Linked DNA regions of Homo sapiens: region 1 is linked to region 2. Evidence: chromatin contacts called from ENCODE Hi-C or POLR2A ChIA-PET data. All regions are on one chromosome and are shown on one strand. The core of a region is the stretch at or near the end of the contact, and the rest is flanking DNA. Distances in the headings are between cores, read along the strand shown.

Evidence for each region. A loop is a pair of places that touch in the nucleus more often than their neighbours do. ChIA-PET counts read pairs that join two places held with the same protein, here RNA polymerase II (POLR2A). Pooled maps may share reads with other maps.
Region 1: a map of cardiac septum shows a loop between it and region 2 (1.9-fold over the local background). The contact joins two enhancer-like sites. A Hi-C loop is called at or near these places in 8 of 168 maps with a recorded cell type or tissue (CD8-positive, alpha-beta T cell, Right ventricle myocardium superior, cardiac septum and 4 more), 5 of 37 single-sample maps with no recorded cell type and 4 of 50 pooled maps. POLR2A ChIA-PET finds 5 or more read pairs at or near these places in 1 of 52 experiments (OCI-LY7).

The regions. Positions count from the first base shown.
Region 1 is chr9:14,198,006-14,203,358 of GRCh38, reverse strand. The region is part of intron 2 of NFIB (nuclear factor I B); the gene reads left to right. Among named protein-coding and RNA genes, the nearest start is that of NFIB, 110 kb to the left of the region's middle. Within about 2 kb of position 4,043, at least 22 of the 41 ENCODE cell types and tissues checked have a DNase peak (open chromatin) inside an H3K27ac peak, as active enhancers do; they include endothelial cell of umbilical vein, where a contact is called at or near this core.
Region 2 is chr9:14,151,751-14,156,619 of GRCh38, reverse strand. It overlaps NFIB (nuclear factor I B), which reads left to right. Exons shown (of 11, transcript NM_001190737.2): 4 at 727-795. Among named protein-coding and RNA genes, the nearest start is that of NFIB, 160 kb to the left of the region's middle. Within about 2 kb of position 1,384, at least 3 of the 41 ENCODE cell types and tissues checked have a DNase peak (open chromatin) inside an H3K27ac peak, as active enhancers do; they include endothelial cell of umbilical vein, where a contact is called at or near this core.

The sequences.
Region 1 (5,353 bases), core at 2,794-5,293, 44 kb before region 2:
CTGTAATAAACTTTATTGCTAAGAGTACAGTTTATGAAACACAGATTTGAGGGGCTTTTTTGAGGGGTTTTCCATCCATTTAGGAAAGCACATTGTGAATGTTATGTTGCCGTGAATGGAAAGGGTAGCTTTCTGTCTCAAAAGATGCCATGGGCCTGGCTTAACTGAAACAATTGCTTTAGGAAAAAAAAAATGTGGGGGCTGTCTCCTTTGGCTTCTAAAGCATGCAAGAGGATATTAATAGAAGGAGGTAAAAATCACTTATATAGCTACAAAAAGACACTCGTGTTGATGATCATTCAAAAAGATAAATGTCCCCTGCAAGGCATGAGACTGTTTCAGAGATAAATTCCCAGTAACAGTTCTTACAGATGTAATTGTAATAATTGTGTGATCGCCATGATAATTATTCTTATGGAGTGAAAGAAATAATTTTCTATGTAAGTAGCATTCAACTGTTCAGCTCACAAAGCTAGTCAATAGATCGTTTTCAGCTAACCTAAAAAATGGTAGAGTTCATGGAGTTGTAAAGCTAAATTTGGTATTAATTGACATTGTGAAGGTGATTTTTTTCATAAGAAATATGACATCACAATCCATGATATCTCTTTGCATAGATTTGCTTACCCATTTCTCAGATACGTTAGAGAAAACCATATAAAATACTACACATATGGGTCGTTTTTCTAAAAGACAAGAAACGTAGAACCGATATTTTTATGTCATTCCATTTAGAAACTTTGCTTTGGTGATGATTTTTTTAAATTAGCTTTTGTTTTTTCTTGAGGATGGGTTTGAGTAGCAGAAAACCAATTCTTAACGATGTTTTCTCTCAGTACTCCTTTTGAGACTTTCATGTAGTGTGGCTCCATCAATATTCTATAATGGGATGTGACCACAAAGTAATTTTCATCCTAAAATAGTATTTGACTCTTCAGCTCCCGAACTAGTCAGTAGACCCCTTTCATCTATTCTGAAAGATAATGGAAGTCGGAGAATTTTAAAACTGTGGTCTCATTATTTTATAGTCTCATTATTTCATGCTGCAATAGCTGTTGTGCCATCATACCACCTTTACACATTCTGCTTATCACAGCTAAACAATGCTTTTGCAGTCTGTGGCTTTTAGTCTCTCATGTTTTAGTTGCTATAAACAAAAATTAAATGAAAAAGTTTGTCCCACTGCTAAATCTTTGTGTGTGTGTGTGTGTGTGTGTGTGTGTGTGTGTGAAAAGTATCAATTTTATCTTCAAAATATAATGATTACAGATTCTGCTTATTTGTAAATTGTATAGAGAGCACATTTTACCTGCTAGCAAGTGAATGAAAGTCAACATTGTGCAAATGAAACCATAAGCTCCATGAAGACAAGAACAAATCATCTTTTATTGACTGTTGTAGACTGAGTTCCAAGGATGATACATGGACCACTGTAGGTGTTCAGTCCTTTTCAAAAAAATAAACGAATGGATAAATATCATCTGTATATGTCACAATCAGAATATTGAATGTTAATTACCTGTATAAATTGATAGCTCATTATGACTTTTTTTTTTTAAGGTTACTTTGTCTTTCTTTTGGGAATTAATGCTCTTTGTCTCAGTTTCTTCATGGATAGTACATCCAAGATAAATTTGTATGCCATTTAAATAGATTCCCAAAATTATTCAGGGTAAGTTGGGATACAGGAGGTCACAATCTTGGAGAGAAGTAATGTATAAACAACCAACTATAATGCACTGGTCGGGCCCTGCACTAAAGTGTGAGCAAGACCATGTGGGCCCCAGAGGGTGGTCTCATTAGATGGGGCAATAAGGTTCAGGAAGGTTGTAACAGACGAAATTCAAGAGCTTTTAAAGATGAATTAGGCGTTTGTCTTGCATCAAATAAGGGATATTCCAGGCATAGAAACCTTATGAGCAAGGGCACAGACCTGCAGTTGCACGGCATATTCTAGGACTGTTAAGAAGAATATTAGGAAGTTGGGTGTGGGTGTGAGGGGGAGGGTAAAGGGTGATGGTTTCTGTGAGAGTGAGGCTAGGCTGGGGCCAGGTTATGGAGCACCTTGAATGCTGTACTAAGGAGGTTGTAGATTATCCTAGCTAGCAATTGGAAGCCACCAAGGTGTTTTAAGGAGTGAAGTGTTGTGATTCCTGGTGGCTATGCAGAGGATGGAGTCTGGTTATAGTGTGAAGAGTGAATCATAATGGCCTGAGGAGGCTGAGGCTATTGTGAGGTAAAAATGTGAAGCTCAATAAGGGACTTAGCACCAGTTGGGATGGAGATGGGGAAATAGGCTTGAAAGGAAGATAGAGTCTGGGCTGACAACTGAATGTGAAGCTTTGGGGAGTTGGGGTTTCTGGAATGAGCATTTTCAGCTTGGGAAACTGAATGGCTGTGAATGCCATTAATTGAGATATGGATTGGTTGCGGGGAGGCAAGAGTGTACAAAGGTTGTGCACTAGCAACATCAGGAGGAGTTTTGCAGTTAAAGAAGAGGTTAGGGCTAGATATGGAGATACAGAGTTCTCAAAAAACGGGTAGTATTTGTAAACATGGACCTAGCTGAGTTTGCTGAGGGGGAATGTACAAAGACAAGAAGATGGCCAAGTTGGATGGATCGTCTTTGGGATCACCAACATATAAGGGACCAACAGAAGAGAAGGAGATAGCCATCAAGACAGGAAAGCAGCCCTCAGAAATAGAGGATTGGACCTAAGAAAGGAGTGGTGCCCTAAAGGAAAAGGGAAGGAGAATTTCCAAAAGCTAGGGATACTTAGTGTGAAAAGTCAACTAAGTAGAGTCTGGGAAAGTCAAGTCGTGTTTTAAAAAAAATAGTAATTTTGGAGCTGAAACACATACTTAGACTTACCGATCCTGAGAGCTAGTGTTGGGCATGAGGATTATTATTTTCTTATCTCACATCGTGATCAGAGAGTATGTGAGTTTTGGTATTGTGTTTTATTCCTTGGTCTAACTTCACTGAAACAGATTCTGGGGTCCTGGGTTGCTTAAAGGATGAATATTCTGTAGACTTTAAGAAACTTCTGATGAAAACAGTGGATTATGTTTATTGTAATCTTTCTCTTCTACCAGTTCTGAGAGGAAATTTGCATTTTCTTCATCAAATTTCACCATTGACTACTATATTTTAAGGAGGAGAAGCTAATTTGAAATTTTGCTTTGAGTTTTGAAGAAGGCATGAACAGTTTCACAGAAAATAGAAGGAAATATGCCCAACTACTGAGCACACCCCTTTAAATTGCTCTTACCAGGCCTTCAGACCTAGGGGCAAAATTATGCTCCAGGCTCCAGGTCCCTGGATTCACTCTGTTAGCAGCAGCAGTAAGGAACAGTTTATTTGGACAATCCCTTCTGCTCCTGTTCTCCCTGCGTGATTCCCTATTTTAGCTGTAAAAGACTCAGAAAGTGGTGATTTTATGCTAGTACATACAGAAATACCTTAGCAAATATGATTGAGCCAACTAATGTGTAAGTAAAAACAATAGCTGAGTGGAAACTGGGTGCAACTCTGCAGTCTCCTTGGATATCTTCAGGAGTTTTGTGAAATTAAAAAAAAAATGGATCCTGGATCCTCCAATGAACTGAAGTCATAATCAGTCTGCAATGTTGACTTGAGAATTTCTTTTAAATAAAAATAAATGACCAAGTGGAAGTCTTATTAGCTAAAACCAAAAGCACAAACATACATGGCCCTTTCACAAAGTAAAACGGCTATAAGCATAATGAGACTCCAACACATCTTTACTTTTTTTGCTGTTTTGTTTTTAATTTTTCCAGCTCTTAACATTCTAAGATGCTGCCTTACCACTTCCTTAAGGAAACACAAATGGGTGAGTTAAGTTTTTGAAAGTAAAGGAGGATCCTGTTTAAGTAGATTAGGGTCTGGCAGGCCATTTAACTTTATCAGGCATCTAAAGCCGAGGATGTACACTGTAGCCGGCTGTGAGTTGCCAATTAGCTGGGCTTTCCCCACTGTTTCTGGTTTGGCAGGGATGAGGTGGTTCACCCTGCCGCACTACTGCCTGCCAAGGACACATGGCCAGCTCCCGGCTTCCTGTCTTCCTCTTTGTGTCCTGGCCTTGCCTTCCAGGGAGCTGCCAGAACACAATTGCCAAAAAATCTTCCTTCAGAAAGGTCAAGTAACCTCAAGTCACCTATGCCAATATTTGTGTTTTCTTTTTAATCCTTCTGTGTTCGACTTGGAAAAAGCTGTAGAAGCGAACTTGCAGAATGGAACCTGGGTCACTTTGGATCACTTGGATAAAGCAACAGAACCCAAAGAATCCCTTGGCCAGTCAGGGTGTGATGTTTTGAGTAGAATTCTATTTAAAGCTCTGTGAAGTGTGATAGAGTTCAGAATGGTTCAGTGTGGATTTGGATTTAGTTGCTTTTTAGGATTCACTGTACACATGTGATTTTTGGCCAAAGCTGGTGCATCACATGGCAGGGAGAGGGAGAAAAGTGGAGATTGGTTTTGGCTTAAGGACTGCATTTTTGTTTGTTTGTGTTTTCAGGACTCTATAGTCACATACTGCCTTTTGCTTTCCAGTTTGGTGTCTGTGAGCAAGCATCAGCAGCCAAGTCCCTTGTACACTGGCTGAGAACAATGTGCGGGAGTTACCTGGGGTGCTTGTTGAGAGCGCTTTCTTGGCCCCAGCATTGCTGTACGAGTCCCAGTCATTGCGGGTGAGGTCGAGGAATCTGAATTTCTAACAAGCATCTCAGGTGAATCTGATGCTCACTAGAATTTGTGGACTGAATGTCACTGATTGTGAAATGACAATAAGGCAAGTAGCATTTATTGTCATGATACGGCAAGCTGTTCTACTTCTCCTTTAATTGGTCTTTTTGGAGCTCTGTGTTTAATTGGAATCTAGATTATATGCAGATCTCCACTGACAACAAACACTTTTCTGAAAATTGAACTTTTAAAAACCTGTTAACATAAGAAACTTTATCCAAGTAATTGTTCCAGGTTTAAACTCTAAATTTTAGGATGATTTATAAGGCTTTTTTAATGACACGTAGAATGCCATAGTGAACATCCGAAACGACTTTAGAAGGCTCCCTCCCCGTAGCCCACACTGTGAATCATGCTCCTTGGAGACGTGCAGTGTGATGGGCCTAGTGATTTCTGTTATGGAAGGGAAACCCCATTTCTCTAATACTTCATAAAGCAAAGCTTTTATTATTTACTTTGAAAAAATTCCATTTGAGGAATATGGAATTCTTAAAGTGCCTAAACCTGAGCCACCTACTAATTCTTATGGCTGTTGGTAATGAATATAGGGGGCAACGTGTATTCTGTCTGTAGACTCCAGGAAAGTTC
Region 2 (4,869 bases), core at 135-2,634:
TGCCCCGGTGTGACTTAAGGGTCATGTGGCATTCCCAGAGGCCTGGATTCACCACCATTTGCCAGAAAAGTTGTCTAATTCTTGAAATAAAAGGAGTCCAGTGGAATAGTAGCAAGGGTGAGGAAAGCAGTGAAATCGTGCAACGTATATTAAAGATGCCCAGAAATAGGTCAACGCAAAGTTCTGTATTTGCTGTATATACAAGTTCTGCTTTTTATGTTATTAGTGACCCTGGAACAAGGGTCGGGGTGCTGGTAACAGCAGTTCACTTTTCTTTCATCAGAGAAGGGTTTACAAAAGAACGGTGGCTTTAAGAGATCTTTGACATTATTCCAGCAAGGTGCTAATTGTGGTTGTGGTTTCCTTTTTCTTTCTTTCATTTTTCGCTTTAGTCTACCAGGTGCTACCGAGTCAAAAGCATTCACTGAGAGCCCACAGACCATTCTGTATGCATGGGCCATGGCAAATCAAACCGCATCAATAAACCTGTACTTTTAGAAAGGGAAGAAAAAATTTTCCTAAGAGATTATTTGGTATCTAAACTTTTTATTTTTGTTTAAACAAACCTAATTTGCATTCCTAAGAGTCATTTTTTAAAGTCCTTATTGTAAGCATATTTGGTTTTTGTTCAAACCATTGGCTTTAAAACACTTAAATTCTAGTGTATAATCATTTATTTTACTTTCTGCTTATATTGATCATTTTTCCTTTAATATTTATTTTCAGGTTACCTTGAGGATAGTTTTGTAAAATCTGGAGTCTTCAATGTATCAGAACTTGTAAGAGTATCCAGAAGTAAGTAAATTGTTTTGTTACTACTTAAGCATGCAGTATGATTTAAAATACTTTATATTTTGAACCTTAAATGTAGTATAAAGAGTGACCACATATTAGGAAAATTTGAATTAAAATCTTAAAACCTTTGATGAAATAACAATATATTTTGCTTGATTTTCTAAAATGTTTGCATTCAAATCATCAAAACTTTTTGTTGTACAAAAATAATTTTGGGGTTTTTCTGATTGCCATGTTATTGGTATTCATTTAATTCACTGTTCTCTGCATGACCATAGATGGCCATTTATATCAAAGGAAGTGTGATTAATTAAATGTACTCTATGTTGTTATGATAACCCACATAAGTTTCCTGTAGATAAGTGCTTTTTCATTTTACTAACATTTTGGTGGGGGTTGGAGATGCACAGGATATACACACTAACGTGCAGAGTGTAGAGGGATGCAGAAATTAACTTTGCAGATTGTAGTTGGATATAGATAGAAAGCATTGTTATCCAAAACAATGTCCAATTGTTTTAACTGGCCACTTCACCTGAGACACCATTCTTAGCAGGCTGGATCAGATTTTTCTAGGCTAAGCTCACCTGGCAGGCTACCTAAGCAAAGGGGACGTTACCTTGATTAACTCTTTTACTTATTACTAGCATGTACAAACATATCCAAGATGCAGATCTATATGTACTAATTATGTTAAAGAAGGTGACTCCTTTCTTCATACTCCCTTCACTGATTTAGCTTATTTATGTAACTTTGAAGGGTATATTTTCACCTGACATTTTGATAGAATGCATCACACTTCGGAGTGATGTTATTCAGATGATGTAGTCACACTCTGATACCTGCCTAAGTTGTGTTTCTCATTTGGGTCATATTTAGAGGTCATGAATAAGAATTATGATGATCCAGAAAGAACAAAGAGTAATCGAGTTACTGAGGATAAGAATAAGCAGTGTTTTAGAGTCTTGTTGTTCAGTAAAGGAATCTTCACGCTATCACTGACTGTCTTTTGAACCGTAGTTCCTCAAATAGCTCACATTTCTAAAGTGAACAGTGCAAATAGCATGTATAGCAGGGAGTGATACATATGAACGTTTAAGATCTTAAGTAGTTTATCCTTTCTGGTATAATTCTAGAGTGGATAAATGTATGCCCAAAAGACTTCTCTCATGGGTCTTTTTACATGGTGGCAGTGTAGGAGAAGAAACACAAATATCCTGTATTCTGGTAGCCCCAGGGTGTGTATTCGATGGGCAAGGAGATTGTCCAAGGCAGTGTACCTTAATGTGTTTTTCCAGATCAATATGTGATATCCAAAGGTATCCAACATTTGAAAGTTTTCACTTTTAATTTGGGAAGAAATATGCCTGACTTACCAGTAGCACTTTGTAGCATCAGGTAAGACAGGGGTTATCTGAAGGGGTGTGTGTGTCTTCCCCATACTCTTCTTTAGCGGAAAGGCTTATGGTGCTCCAGTTAGGAGGCTTATTAAATTATTTGCTTAAATTTGTACTTCTCTGAGTTCAAGTTCAATGGTATATTTTCATCCTTCTTAGGAGTAGGGCAGTAGAGTCAGCTGTCAGAAAATATTTATTTAGTACCTCATGATAGGTAATATTATGCTAAGGGCTGTCAAAGGAGAACCACATTAGAACCTTCAAAAGCCCAGATAGATATTTTGAAAAATCTGAATTTCAAACATTAAAACAAAGATGAAAATTATCTTTCTAGAACAGTTCAAAACCAAGGTAAATTTAATATACTTCATTCATTCATTCTTAACTTATAATGTCATATCCTAGAAACTTTTAGGTTATTTGTTATAACAAACATTACTGATTTGTAATTAGCACATTAATTATCTATATTCATTACGTAATTTATTCAGCAAACATTTATTTTCTCCTCCATATGTAAATAGGTGTCTCTGAAAGGCCTGATAAGTTCTCCTCCTAAGTGTTTTAATATATCCGCATCATAATCTTTGTTTACACAATTAAACTTCATTATTTATGAAATAGGGGTTTGCTAAGTAAACATAAACTTCAGCACAACACTATGTGTGTATCACAAATTCTGACTTCTTGAGGGTTTACAGTATGCTAGTGCTTTCAGTCCTCTAGGGTTTTACAATCATAAGACCCACTGATGTGTATGTTGACTTTAGCTAATGAAGCCATTCAGCATTAGGATAGTGATCTCTCTTTTGAATGATATTATCTCCATCTTAAAAGTTGATTTAGGATCAGCTTTTGGAGTGAGGAGAACAATAAGGGAGATTAAAGGTTGGCCTCTAACCCTTAGAATCTGAGGTTCTTTGGTGCTTCATTTCTAAGAGGATATCGGCATCCTCTTAAACATGATTTGCAGCTTTCAGCCTTCTTGTAGCTCCCTGGGAGAGGCGCTAACACTGATCTTTGCGTCTGATGTAAGTTCTTCCAGAGGCTCTTAAGCAGGAATATCTGACTGAGACTTGCTGTTCCCACACACTCTGTCATTAAATAATTTCCATGTGTGTTGTTTTAGTACTTTGGCCGTGTTTGTTAATCTACTTTCCTTTCTGTATCTCCCATTTAGTGTCAGAATGCATACTAAATTTTTACAGTGCTCATGCATAAATCCGTAGACAAATTATTTTATTGCTATCTTTACAAAATTAAAACATAATATGTGTACATATTTATGGAATCCATGTGATCTCTGGATCCATGCATACAGTGTATAATGATTAAATCAGGCTATTTAGGATATCTGTCATCTCAAACATTTATCATTTCTTCATGTTGGGAATGTTTCAAATCTTCTTTTTTTGCTATTTTAAAATATGTAATATATTGTTGTTAACTGTAGCCACCCTGCTGTGCTATCAAATACTGGAAATTATTCTTTCTGTCTATTATAACTGTATGTTTTTACCCATTAACCAATCTCTCTTCATCTCCTCACCTCCCCACCCTCCCCCACCTCTGACAACCCCTTCGATGAGATCAACTTTTTAAGCTCCCATGTATGAGTGAGAACATGCTATATTTGTCGTTTTTATTGCTGTCTTGACACTGCGGAATAATCTTTCTGGAACAAAATTTAGAAAAAAACAATTTCTGAAGATTTTAAAATTATCATTTACTACAAATTACATCTAGTTTATTTATGGGTAAGCAAATTATGTTAACTATGGAGCCATATGTATTCAATAGAAACTATAAATCTTTGCCTAAATATTGCATGAGCTTAATAAATTGAAAATAGTTTATGTAAGGTGGAACCTCTAAGTTTCCTGTTAATAACTCAGGTCTATGAATTGTATCCATTACTGTGATAGGAAGCCAGACAGATTGTTTACTTCACTTGAGCCCCTGAAATACTCCTTCTAGCATGTACCCCACTTCCAGTGTCATATAGAACATGGTTCTAATAATAAATTATAAAACATGCGGTTACTGTGGGATTTCTTACCTCACATTTTTTTAACCTTTGGTGTGCCTCAAGCCACAACAGACATAGCTACATTTTAGCTGTCCAAATAATTCAAGCCATCAGGCACTTAGTTACTCATTGGATACAAGTATTTTCTGTGTAAAGGATGTTACAGTGTATTATATAACATGAACAATCTATCAGAAGGCTGATAGATAATCCAGAAGTTTGGAGCTGTTACTAGTCATGTATATACTGATGTATTTAATTTTTAGTCCAGAAAGGGAGATGTTCATTGTGTATTCCGTGGTTACTTCTCTGTGATAAAGCTTGTACCTCCTAATCATACTTTCTTAAAAATATTTTAAGTTAATCTTAGCCTGCCTAATATTAAAATACAATTCAAAGGGTAGTGAACACATTTAGAATATTCATTAAAAATGAGGGGTAAGAAAACTTCCATAAAAATCTGCAATCCCTTTGGAATTTTATACTCAACTTGAGGCAGATGGGAGAGAGGAGGAGTTTAAGTAGACCACGTATGCTTAGAGTGCATCTCAGGGGCTCTAGAATTTTGTTGCAAAGCCCCAGAGTACAATTTCGTGTGAGCTTTTGAAGGGCTGATTAAGACAGGTAAAGAAATGGAAACTATTCTTA